Regions from separate parts of the Homo sapiens genome. Here region 1 is linked to region 2. A link is a loop called in an ENCODE intact Hi-C map of the cell type or tissue named here. Cell type or tissue: K562. All regions are shown on one strand. Each heading gives the region's core, and the rest is flanking DNA. Links, peaks and the distances in the headings are about the cores only.

Region 1 (5,379 bases), core at 207-5,206, 140 kb after region 2:
CATTTATTAGCCCAGAATTTAAAAAGCTGTGGTTGTTTAGTGTTGGTGGTAGCAGACCCCAGCAGTCTGATGGTCTGCACTCCTTCCATCCTGCCACCCCCTGGGGATGCAAAGACTGGATCTCAGGGTGACAATCTTCTTGCGCACGACTGCCTGGCCAAGTGCCTCCAGAAAGCCCCTTCCTTCCCCCATTTCCACCCAGGCCCACTTGTCACCTCAGCCTAACACCAGCCTGCACAGTCTACGGCCACCATCCAGGCAGTGGGAGAGGGAAAGGGGAGGAGGGTGGAAGGGAAAACCCCTTTCTATACCTCTCCTCAGCCTGCTCTTTCCTCCTCCCACCTCTGAGCCTCCGCCTCCCCCAGACAGAGACAGAAAAGATGGAAGAACAGGTGGGACCTCCACCCCCACCCCAAGCCTTCATCCCGGTGGAGGGGGATGGGAAGATTTCTCTCATTTCAAGAGACTCCTCCACCTCAGACTGACAAAAGGCAGAGGCCTGGCAAGAAGAAAGGGCACCCTGGGGAAGAAGGGCATTGAAATAGCACCTGCCGGGCCGGGCACGGTGGCTCACGCCTGTAATCCCAACACTTTGGGAGGCCGAGGCGCGTGGATCACGGGGTCAGGAGTTCAAGACCAGCCTGGCCAAGATGGTGAAACCCCGTCTCTACTAAAAATACAAAAAGTAGCCAGGCGTGGTAGCGGGTGCCTGTAGTCCCAGCTACTCCGGAGGCTGAGACAGGGAACTGCTTGAACTGGGAAGGTGGAGGTTGCAGTGAGCCAAGATCGTGCCATGCACTCCAGCCTGGGCGACAGAGTGAGACTCCATCTCAAAAAACCAAAACAGAAATAGCACCTGCCCCCACCCCCTGCCCGCCCTCCTTCCCGCCCCCGTCCTTTCCTAGACTTCACTCAAGTCCTCTGCTCAGAGGAAGCCCTGCTCTACTGAAAGCCACAAGGCCATTCTCGGTGGCCTGGGACAGCAGCCCAAGACGTGGGCTTCTAACTGCCTCCGAAGGGGCCACAGCAGCAAACATAAATAAAAATAGTAAAATGTTCTTAAATTATAAATTTAAAATTTGGAAAATTTAGTGAGCACAGCTTCTAGGGGGCATGTTTCCAAAATTCCAACCACAAAAGTGCAGTCTCAAAACTGACTGTAAACCGAACATACCATCTCATCTCAGACACAGCTATTGTTCACGAGTGTCAGTGGAACTTTCCTCCCTTGAGATGGACCAAAAACGTCAAGCAAGATGACATTTGCTGATTTGCAGGCTTCAGGCAGATAAGATACGGGCAGAGTTGAGTGTGCGCCTTTACCCTTAAATTCAGGAATAGCAGGAACAGCAGGAAAAACGTAGGACCACAGCGTACGTCCCACTTGTCTTTCATTTTGATATCATTATTTCCAGAGTCCTGATTGCTAGTCATGTCTAACACTGGATTTATTATCATCTCATTGCTAGCATGGCTAGGAAAGCTTTGAACATCCTTATCATTCTATTTTAATTCCTATTATAATTGCATGGGGAAGTTCCAGGGTGGAAAAATTTCCTTTTCTTTCTTTTTTTTTTTTTAATAGGAGAGTTGGCTGGGCACGGTGGCTCACGCCTGTGATCCCAACACTTTGGGAGGCCAAGGCGGGTGGATCACCTGAGGTCAGGAGTTCGAGACCAACCTGGCCAACATAGTGAAAACCTATCTCTACTAAAAATACAAAGTTAGCTGGGTATGGTGGTGCACACCTATAGTCCCAGCTACTGGGGAGGCTGAGACAGGAGAATCACTTGAATACGGGAGGCAGCAGTGAGCCAAGATCATGCCACTGCACTCCAACCTGGGAGAGACAGAGTGCCATCTCAAAAAAAACAAACAAAAGAGTTGATATAAATTTGCTGTTATAATTTGACTGTACTGTTTCTTGCACATGTTGACATCTGTAATGACTGGAGTTTATGAAAATTTTTGATGAGTAGGAGCATACCATTAACAGAGAGAAATTTAATCAAAAGATTTTTAAAGTTCCTTCAGAGTCCAGACTTTGACTAAGTGTAGTATGATTTATATCTATGTTGCATACAAAAATATCAAACAGTAATTCCCAACTGAAATACAAGTATCAATCAATTGTGTAACAATGCAAAATCATTTAATTTAAAGTTAATTTATAGCAAATGAGTACTGTAATAGCATAAGCATGCCGATACTTTACAAAGGAGAGAGTGGAAAGGTAGGATATTATAACTAATTGATCAAATCATTGTTAAAATTTAAGTTTATTAATACTTTTACTTCTGTCCGTAGGGATCCATGTTAAATTGGGTATATTATAAACTTAACTGCTAATGATGAGGTCCTTTTGCTATTAGAAATCTATTTTTTATTTTTCTTTATTATTTTTTGAGGCAGGGTCTTGCTCTGTTGCCCAGGCTGGAGTGCAGTGGTGAAATTATAGCTCACTGCAGCCTCAACCTCCTGGGCTCAAGGAATCCTCCTGCCTCAGCCTCCCAAGTAATGGAAACTGCAGTCGTATACAAGCACACCCAGCAATTTTTTTTTTTTTTTTTGGTAGAGATGGGGTTTAGCTATGCTGTCCAAGCTGGTCTCAAACTCCTGGCCTCAAGTGATCCTCCCACCTTAGCCTCCAAAGTGCTGGGATTACAGGCGGGAGCCACCATTCCCAGCCTAGAATGAAATATCTTTAGCTAAATTACAGGGCTGGATGTGGTGGCTCATGCCTGTAATCCCAGCACTTTGGGAGACTGAGGGCGGGAGGGTCACTTGAGATCAGGAGTTTGAGACCACCCTGGGCAACACAGTGAGAATTCTGTCTCTATTTTAAAAAGAGAAAAATCTAGGGTATATTCTCTTAAACAAAACTTTCATCTATAATGGTAGTTGATGAGGTCCTATGTAATATGCATTTCCTTGGTTGCAATAGCAAATTACTACACACACAGAAAGGAAAGCCACACTCCCCGACACATCTACACACAGGAGGACTCACACAGGAGGGAGACTCAAAGAAGGCACGTGACTTTTACATTGTTAGGGCTTACATGGTCCTGGGATTTCCCACCAGTACTCAAAAGATCAATTGTATGAACAAGTCACCTATTTTTACGGCACTAAATAATTATTATTCAACAACATGGAAAATATGTGGTAGCAGACCTGGATTTTCCTTAAGAGTTATTTTTATGTGGTACTGCCCCCTGCTGGAATATAACATCTATACACATCCTTTCTGGCTGGGCTGACATCCTAAAACCAGCCCAGGACCAGCCTTTTATTAATATTAATTCTTGGCCAGGCGCGGTGGCTCGCCTGTAATCCCAGTACTTTGGGAGTCCAGGGCGGGCGGATCACGAGGTCAGGAGTTCAAGACCAGCCTGGCCAACATGGTGAAACTCCGGCTCTACTAAAAATACAAAACTTAGCTGGGCATAGTGGCACATTCCTGTAATCCCAGTTACTCGAGAGGCTGAGGCAGGAGAATTGCCTGAACCGGGACCCGGGAGGTGGAGGTTGCGGTGAGCCGAAATCGTGCCACTGCACTCCAGCCTGGGCTACAGAGCGAGACTCCGTCTCAAAAATAAATAAATAAAAATTAAAATTAAAAAATAATTCTTGGTTGTATGCTAAAAGCCTTGCAAGTAGCCCCACTGGAAGATAGGAAGAGTGGGGCTGTTTTACAAATGAGCACATATAAGCAGAACGAGGCCGCCATAATTGAAATGAAGGTCCCCGTCCCGTGGATGTGTTCATCGCTACTTCACCCTGTCATTCGGATCCAATGTGTGACCAGCCAGCTCCAATAACAGTTCCATACTCTGGGAATTATTTTTAACACTCGGCAGGATGCTTTCTTCCTGTAGTTTTAGGCTTAGCCCTTTGTGCACTTTTGGTCTCTTTCCCTTTCAATTTAGCATCCAAGGAAGCGGCTGTGACCAAAGGTAGCTGTCATGTTAAAGGACAAAGTTCATAGTTACAGCAAATATTGACCCAGAGCACTATCCTTGCCCCTTCCTCTATAATGTGCAATGCAAAAATATGTTCTTTTAAGTACAATATTAATAAGTAAGGTCTAGGAGATTTTCTTCCCCCTTCCTTTCTCTTTTAGATGAGTAAATGTTTTATCTAGTTTTGAGGAGACTATCCTTCTTATCACATCTCTTTCCACTTCTGCTCTCCTTGTTTTATAATTTTCCTCTCCTTTGGGTCCGTGTCATTATTTCGTGTCGCTTGTTTTCGAGCCATGCACTCATTTATCAAATCAGATTTCCTCCGTATGCCGACGGCCTTCCTCTCCCTGCCACGGGCTTCCTTTTTCCCTGACTATGCAGAAGCAATTTGTTCGCTTGTGTTTCTTTTTTTTTTTGAGACAGAGTCTCGCTCTGTCACCCAGGCTGGAGTGCAGTGGCGACATCTCGGCTCACTGCAACCTCCGCCTGTCAGGTTCAAGCAATTCTCATGCGTCAGCCTCCAGAGTAGCTGGGATTACAGGTGTTTGCCACCAAGGCTGGCTAATTTTTAGTAGAGACGGGGTTTCACCATGTTGGCCAGGCTTGTCTCGAACTCCCAACATCAGTTGATCCACCCATCTCGGCCTTCCAAAATGCTGGGATTATAGGCATGAACCACCGCATCTGGCCTTGTCTTTCATCCTTAATGACACTTTAGTCCTAATAATGCTAAAATCATTTTCTACTCTTTGAATTGAAACACAGCTTATCTACATGAGCCCAAGGCAGTAGCAACATTCACCTCCATTTCTTCTCTGATCTCTACCTTCTGAACCCTGTGGACTTGGTTGTAAATGGATGAGGGCAAGTCTTGCTTCCTTCCCCTGTGTTTACAGAGGATCGTGGCTGAGATGCTGGGCCACACTCTGGGCCTGCTGGCACCCCTGGGCCGGTGGCTGCTGCCCCTCAGGGTGCTCACCACCTAGACCAGAAGAACCAAGGTGAGGGAGAGCCTGTTTTCTTTCTTCCTGTGGCTGCGGGGGCTGTGAGGCATGGGTCTAGTGGCTGTGTTTAGCTGGGGATGCCTCCTAGAAATCAGCTCCACCGTTGAAGAGATCAAAGCAATGCACAGTGCCACTTGAAATGAAACGATTGAGCTTATCAGCGCTTTTGCAAATGTACAAGAGGGTAGCTCCCCCGGACATCCTGAACTGAGCCATGCTCTTCTATTTTGTGTAACAGCCCAGTGACCCCTGAATCTTCCCCTGAGGCAGGTCCCCGAAGCTTCATGGAGGATGTTCCTCAGCTGACCAAGGTGAGGCTCTTGAGCTCCTAAATCTTTGTGATACTGTTTATACATCTTTGTGCTGTACTTTTTAAGCTGACTTCGTGTTATCACCTGTATGATTTT
Region 2 (5,379 bases), core at 304-5,303:
GGGTGAGTTGGTGCACACCTGTAGTCCCAGCTACTCAGGAGGCTGAGGCAGGAGGATTGCTTGAACCCAGGAGGCAGAGGTTGCAGTGAGCCGTGCCACTGCACTCTAGCCTGGCGACAGAGTGAGACCCTGTCTCAAAAAAACAAAAACAAAAAAGAACAATGAAGAAAAGGGGGAAAGAGGATTCTCTGTAGATGTGGATTTTTCCCACAAGGGATGGCTTTGCAGGGCTATTTCAAGATGTGGCAGAGAAACACGTTTTGGGGTAAAATATTTTGATTTTCTTCCTTGTTATGCCAGGGTCAGATTGGAAAGTAAGTCATGATATATAGGGTCAAATAAAACCCATGTGATGAGAATTTATGGTTTGTAGGGCATATCCCTTAGATAGGAATTTGGGCAAGATTAAAACAAAAAATCAGGTCTTAGTCCTCAGGTGTGTGCCACCACACCCAGCTAATTTTTTATTTTATTTTTTGTATTTTTAGTAGAGACAGGTTTTCACCAAGTTTGCCAGGCTGGTCTCGCACTCCTGACCTCAGGTCATCCTCCCGCCTCGGCCTCCCAAAGTGCTGGGATTATAGGCGTGAGCCACCAGGCTGGGACAGAATGAGAGTTCTGTTGAGCTGAGCAGAGGCGGTTGGCTTGGTAGACAGAAAAAGGCTGAGGAAAGTATTAGTAGAAGCTGAGAACAAAAAGCAGATTGGTCCTTTCAAAGTTATTTTCCTCCTACAGCTTTGAGAGAAGAAAAATAGCTCCAAGCATTCTGAGCTCTGTAAAGTACTCGGGACCAGAGAGACAGGAGTGTGAGACTTCAGTCATGCCTGCCTCCAGCCCTCCCCTGCCCCATACCTGGGGTCAATTGTTTAAGGTAATTTTGTTCCTGACTAGCTGCCTCACCCAGTGTCTTCCTGTTCCTGGAATTTGTGATACAAAGAATAATGTATAGCCAATCAATAGCTTATATTATTTTAATGTGAAATCTTGGTAAACAATTTAGGAACTGCCTCTTCTTTTCCTTTAAAAACCTCAAGGTAGTAGGTCCCTGCATTCCCAAGTACTTGGGAGGCGGAGGCAGGAGGATTGCTGGAGCCCAGGAATTGAAGGCTGTGGTGAGCCATGATTACACCACTGCACTCCAGCCTAGGCGACGGTGAGACCCCATCTCTAAACAAAACAAAATTTTAAAACCCTACTTGTAATTGTTACTAGTCCCAGTGAATATTCACTGGGCAGCTTGAATCTATGCTCTCGGGAAGCAATCTCAAGCTTGGCCCAAATAAACTATTTACATTAATTTTGCCTCAGCCTCTTCCTTTTAGGTAGACAGGTTAAAGCAGAGGGGGCTTCCTTATCATGTTGATACCGGTGGGCCAGAGGAGGTCTCCAAATACCAGTGGGACCTTGACCGTGGCCGGTGTCCAGGCTCTTGACACCCTCTCAATAAGGAATTCAAGGATGAATGAGGAGGCTGGGCGCGGTGGCTCATGCCTATAATCCCAGCACTTTGGGAGGCCAAGGCAGGCAGATCAAGAGATAGAGACCATCCTGGCCAACATGGTGAAAACCCATCTCTTCTAAAAATACAAAAATTAGCCGGGCGTGGTGGCGCATGCCTGTAATCCCAGCTACTCGGGAGGCTGAGGCAGGAGAATCGCTTGAACCCAGGAGGCAGAGGTTGCAGTGAGCCGAGATCACCCCACTGCACACTAGCCTGGCAACAGAGCGAGACTCTGTCTCAAAAAAAAAAAAAAAAGAATGAGTGAGGAAATAGTGAAAACAGGGAGATTTATTGCAGAGTGAAAAGTATACACTCAAGAAAAGGGAATGTATGTGTACTCACTAGAGAGTCACACACAAGGGGGTTTGGGGGTGCTACCTTTATGGGTTTTTTTAATCAAGGGGCTGAATATTCATGAGAATTCCTGGAAAAAGGTGGAGGTTTCTCGGAACTGTGGTGCCACTCATTTTTACACCAAATATGGATGTTCCCAGAACTGTCATGGCGCTGGGGGGTGTGTGTTTGGTATGTTAATGAGTGTATAATGAGGTCCCAGGTGAAACCTAGGTCACTCCAGTGCCATGTTGGGTCCAGTCAGTCTTAGCCAGCTTGGCCCACACCCTGGTTTTTTCAGGGTCTTATCAGCCCATAGCTTCTGTAGCTATTTACAGTTTCCTTTGGCTGCTCATGTGAAACTGCCGCCTAGAATATTCTATTCTCCTATGACCACCCTGTATTATTTCCGTCTCAATGCCCGCTAAAACTGGCCTTTTAGTTATTGGTTAGGTTATTATCTCTGTCTCTCCTGATTTCTTGGAAGATCAGATAAACAACTTAGGTTTGGCTTGGTGGTGTGGAACTTCAGCATGAATGGCTCCATTTTAGTTTGGTCTGTTGAGCCAAGTGCAGGAGCTCAGTCTAAACCAATAGCCTCCCGTAAATTTTATCTAATAGACTGGGTTCAGTGGCTCGTGCCTATAATCCCAGCATTTTGGGAGGTCTAGGCAGGAGGATCATTTGAAGCCAAGAGTTCAAGATCAGCCTGGGCAACAAAGCAAGAACCCCATATCTACAAGAAATAAAATAAATTAGCCAGGGCCAGGTGTGGTGGCTTACGCCTGTAATCCCAGCACTTTGGGAGGCCAAGGCGGGTGGATCACTCGAGGTCAGGAGTTCAAGACCAGCCTGGCCAACATGGTGAAACCCTGTCTCTACTAAAAATACAAAAATTAGCCGGGCGTGGTGGTGGGCACCTGTAATCCCAGCTACAGGGGAGGCTGAGGCAGGAGAATCGCTTGAACCTGGAAGGTGGAGGTTGCAGTGAGCCAAGATTGTGCCACTGTACTCCAGCCTGGGCGACAGAGTAAAACTCCATCTCATAAATAAATAAATAAGCCAGGTGCAGTGGTGTGTGCATGTAGTGCCAGCTACTCGGGAGGCTGAGGCAGAAGGATCACTTGAGTCCAGGAGTTCAAGGCTGCAGTGAGCTATGACCATGCCATGGCACTTGAGCCTGGGCAACAGAGCAAGACTCCGTCTCTAAAAAAAAAACAACAACAACAAATTATCTAACAGTAATAATGGTACTAACAGTAGTGAATTTAGGGCAAGCACACCACATGCCTCATGGCTCATCCTTTCTTGGGATTGTCACAGGACTCCAGCCTTGAACTGAGGCAGCCTCACTTCACAGGCCAGGGTTGTTACCTCTCATCCCCCACAGACCTGGGATTTGTTTCAGCTCTGCAGGAGAGAACTGTGTGACCTTGGGCAAACTCTTCCCCTCCTGGTCTCCCTTATCTGTATCTGCACACAGCTATGATAAGTGGTGGTAAAAGTCGTTCTAGCTCTGAGTTTGTAGGATTATTGGACACCCACTGTGCATGAGGTGACTGCTTACACAAGGAGATGTTACATTAAGATGTTGGACAGCCAGGCGCGGTGGCTCACACCTGTAATCCCAGCACTTTGGGAGGCCAGGGCAGGTGGATGACGAGGTCAGGAGTTCAAGACCAGCCTGGCCAACATGGTGAAACCCTGTCTCTACTAAAATACAAAAATTAGCCGGGCGTGGTGGTGGGCACCTGTAATCCCAGCTACTCAGGAGGCTGAGGCAGATAATTACTTGAACCCGGGAGGCGGAGGTTGCAGTGAGCCAAGATCGCACAACTGCACTTCAGCCTGGGCAACAGAGCGAGACTCCAACTCCAAAAAAAAAAAAAAAAAAAAGATATTGGACTAAGGTTGGTGTTTAAATGGACCCTATTTGGTAGTTACTCGACTGTGTGTAATATTTTAGTTGTTAAATGAGGTGGCATCTTTTCATCATTTGGCTTTTCTACCTTTTACCCAGAACAGGCACCAGATAATCAGCTTCTGGTGTTGCTTAGCAAAATGACAGCTCTTTCCTTAAAAAAAAAGTTTTTTTTTGCAAGAGAAAAGACAGATTTGTATTCATGTATCTATGGGAGTTCAGGGGAAAATGTGACTCTAGCTCTTTCATTTAAAGCTCGTTAGTTCTCTTGTAGCTGGAGACATTTTTTCTCTTCTGCTCTTCGGGTTGCGAGGCTTAGGGATTCTAAGACACTAAGCCTTGCCTTTGTAATCCTGTTTTATAAGGCTATTTTCTCCTTTGAAGATGAACTCTCAATCATTTAGATACTTAAAAGCCTAGACACAGCACAATTTATTCCTATAATGTACTGACCTCAAATACCAAGTAGGTATTGCAGCGCCTACCCAGGAAACAAACCTTGGCTTGTGCACAAATGACTTACACACATGAAAGTGCCAGGATAAACCCAGGGGTTTTCAGAGAAAATATCAGAATGAGGGAAAAGGCTAGAATATAGAATGTCAGATATACTTGGGTTCGAATCCAGCATTCTCCCTTCTTGGCTCTGTGACCTTGGACAAATTAATTAAACTCTCTGAGCCTCAGGTTCCCCAGCCATAAGATGATGATAACATCTGTGATCTGGGAGAGCCAAGTTGGCATCCCTTTATCAACTAAGACAAACCTTTAGGTTACAGAAACAAAAGTTACCAACGAATGAAGGGTTCAGGGCTCAGCTGGCATGGCAATTTCCTAAATTCCTGTGGCTACAAGAAAAACCACACTCTTGCTAAACTCCCTAACAGTAGGAATTATCAGGCAAATTGTCAGACACTTCCTAAGTCTGATGTACAATCCAGACCACTACAGCCCTGATTGGACAGAGACCTGGCCTTAGAAACACTTTCCTGATAAGTAACTGCCAACCTCAAGCCAGTTTCAGCAAATTGTAGAGACTGCACACACAAATTATCTCTGTGTCCTGTAGGTCACCTTTAACGTAAAGAGCCAAATTCCATCTCAGTTTAAAGCCAAAACCCTTCCCCAAAGTGAACATGGGATGGATATTACATATATGTGTAGCCATTGTGCATGCATTTGGCTCCCCTCATAAATATGTACAGCTTTCCTCCAAAACCTGAATATATATGACTATTGTGTAATACAGACCCTGTGAGGCACAAAAACCATCCTGCCCTTTCCCTCTTTGAAGAGAAAGCACCTTTATTACATGCCAAAACTGTCTCTTCCTGGTTTGCAAACCGATATCACAAAGCTCTCCTTTCTACTGTTAAGCCATCCTGGTGGTCTTTTGGACCATACATCTCATAGATTAGTTTTAAAGACTAAGTGAGAAACAATACAATATGAAATACATTCAGTATATCTGAATTGAGTGAAGTAGATGGCCCATATTTACTGCTACGTTGCTGTTGTGATTGTTATTTTCTTCCTCTTGTTGTCATCCACTTGTGTATTTTTCAAAGTACTTTCACTCATTCCATCACTTCTTTTTCTGTCACTCTTTTATCCTAGATTAAGA

Evidence for each region. Peaks named below come from ENCODE experiments on the same cell type or tissue, not always from the same donor. Only the 100,000 strongest peaks of a DNase experiment are listed, where the experiment ranks them.
Region 1: a loop joins it to region 2, with 2.7 times the contacts of the local background. A loop is called at or near these places in 1 of 110 quality-filtered maps.

The regions. Positions count from the first base shown.
Region 1 is chr1:236,486,873-236,492,251 of GRCh38, forward strand. No RefSeq gene overlaps it. Among named protein-coding and RNA genes, the nearest start is that of LGALS8, 34 kb to the right of the region's middle. In K562, for the core only: a CTCF peak has its summit at 3,216 (motif pointing left); a DNase peak (open chromatin) is centred at 3,249; H3K27me3 peaks cover 890 bases.
Region 2 is chr1:236,349,969-236,355,347 of GRCh38, forward strand. It overlaps a transcript of EDARADD not described here. Among named protein-coding and RNA genes, the nearest start is that of EDARADD, 42 kb to the right of the region's middle. In K562, for the core only: no CTCF peak of the experiment used is centred there; DNase peaks (open chromatin) are centred at 1,983, 3,303 and 4,723.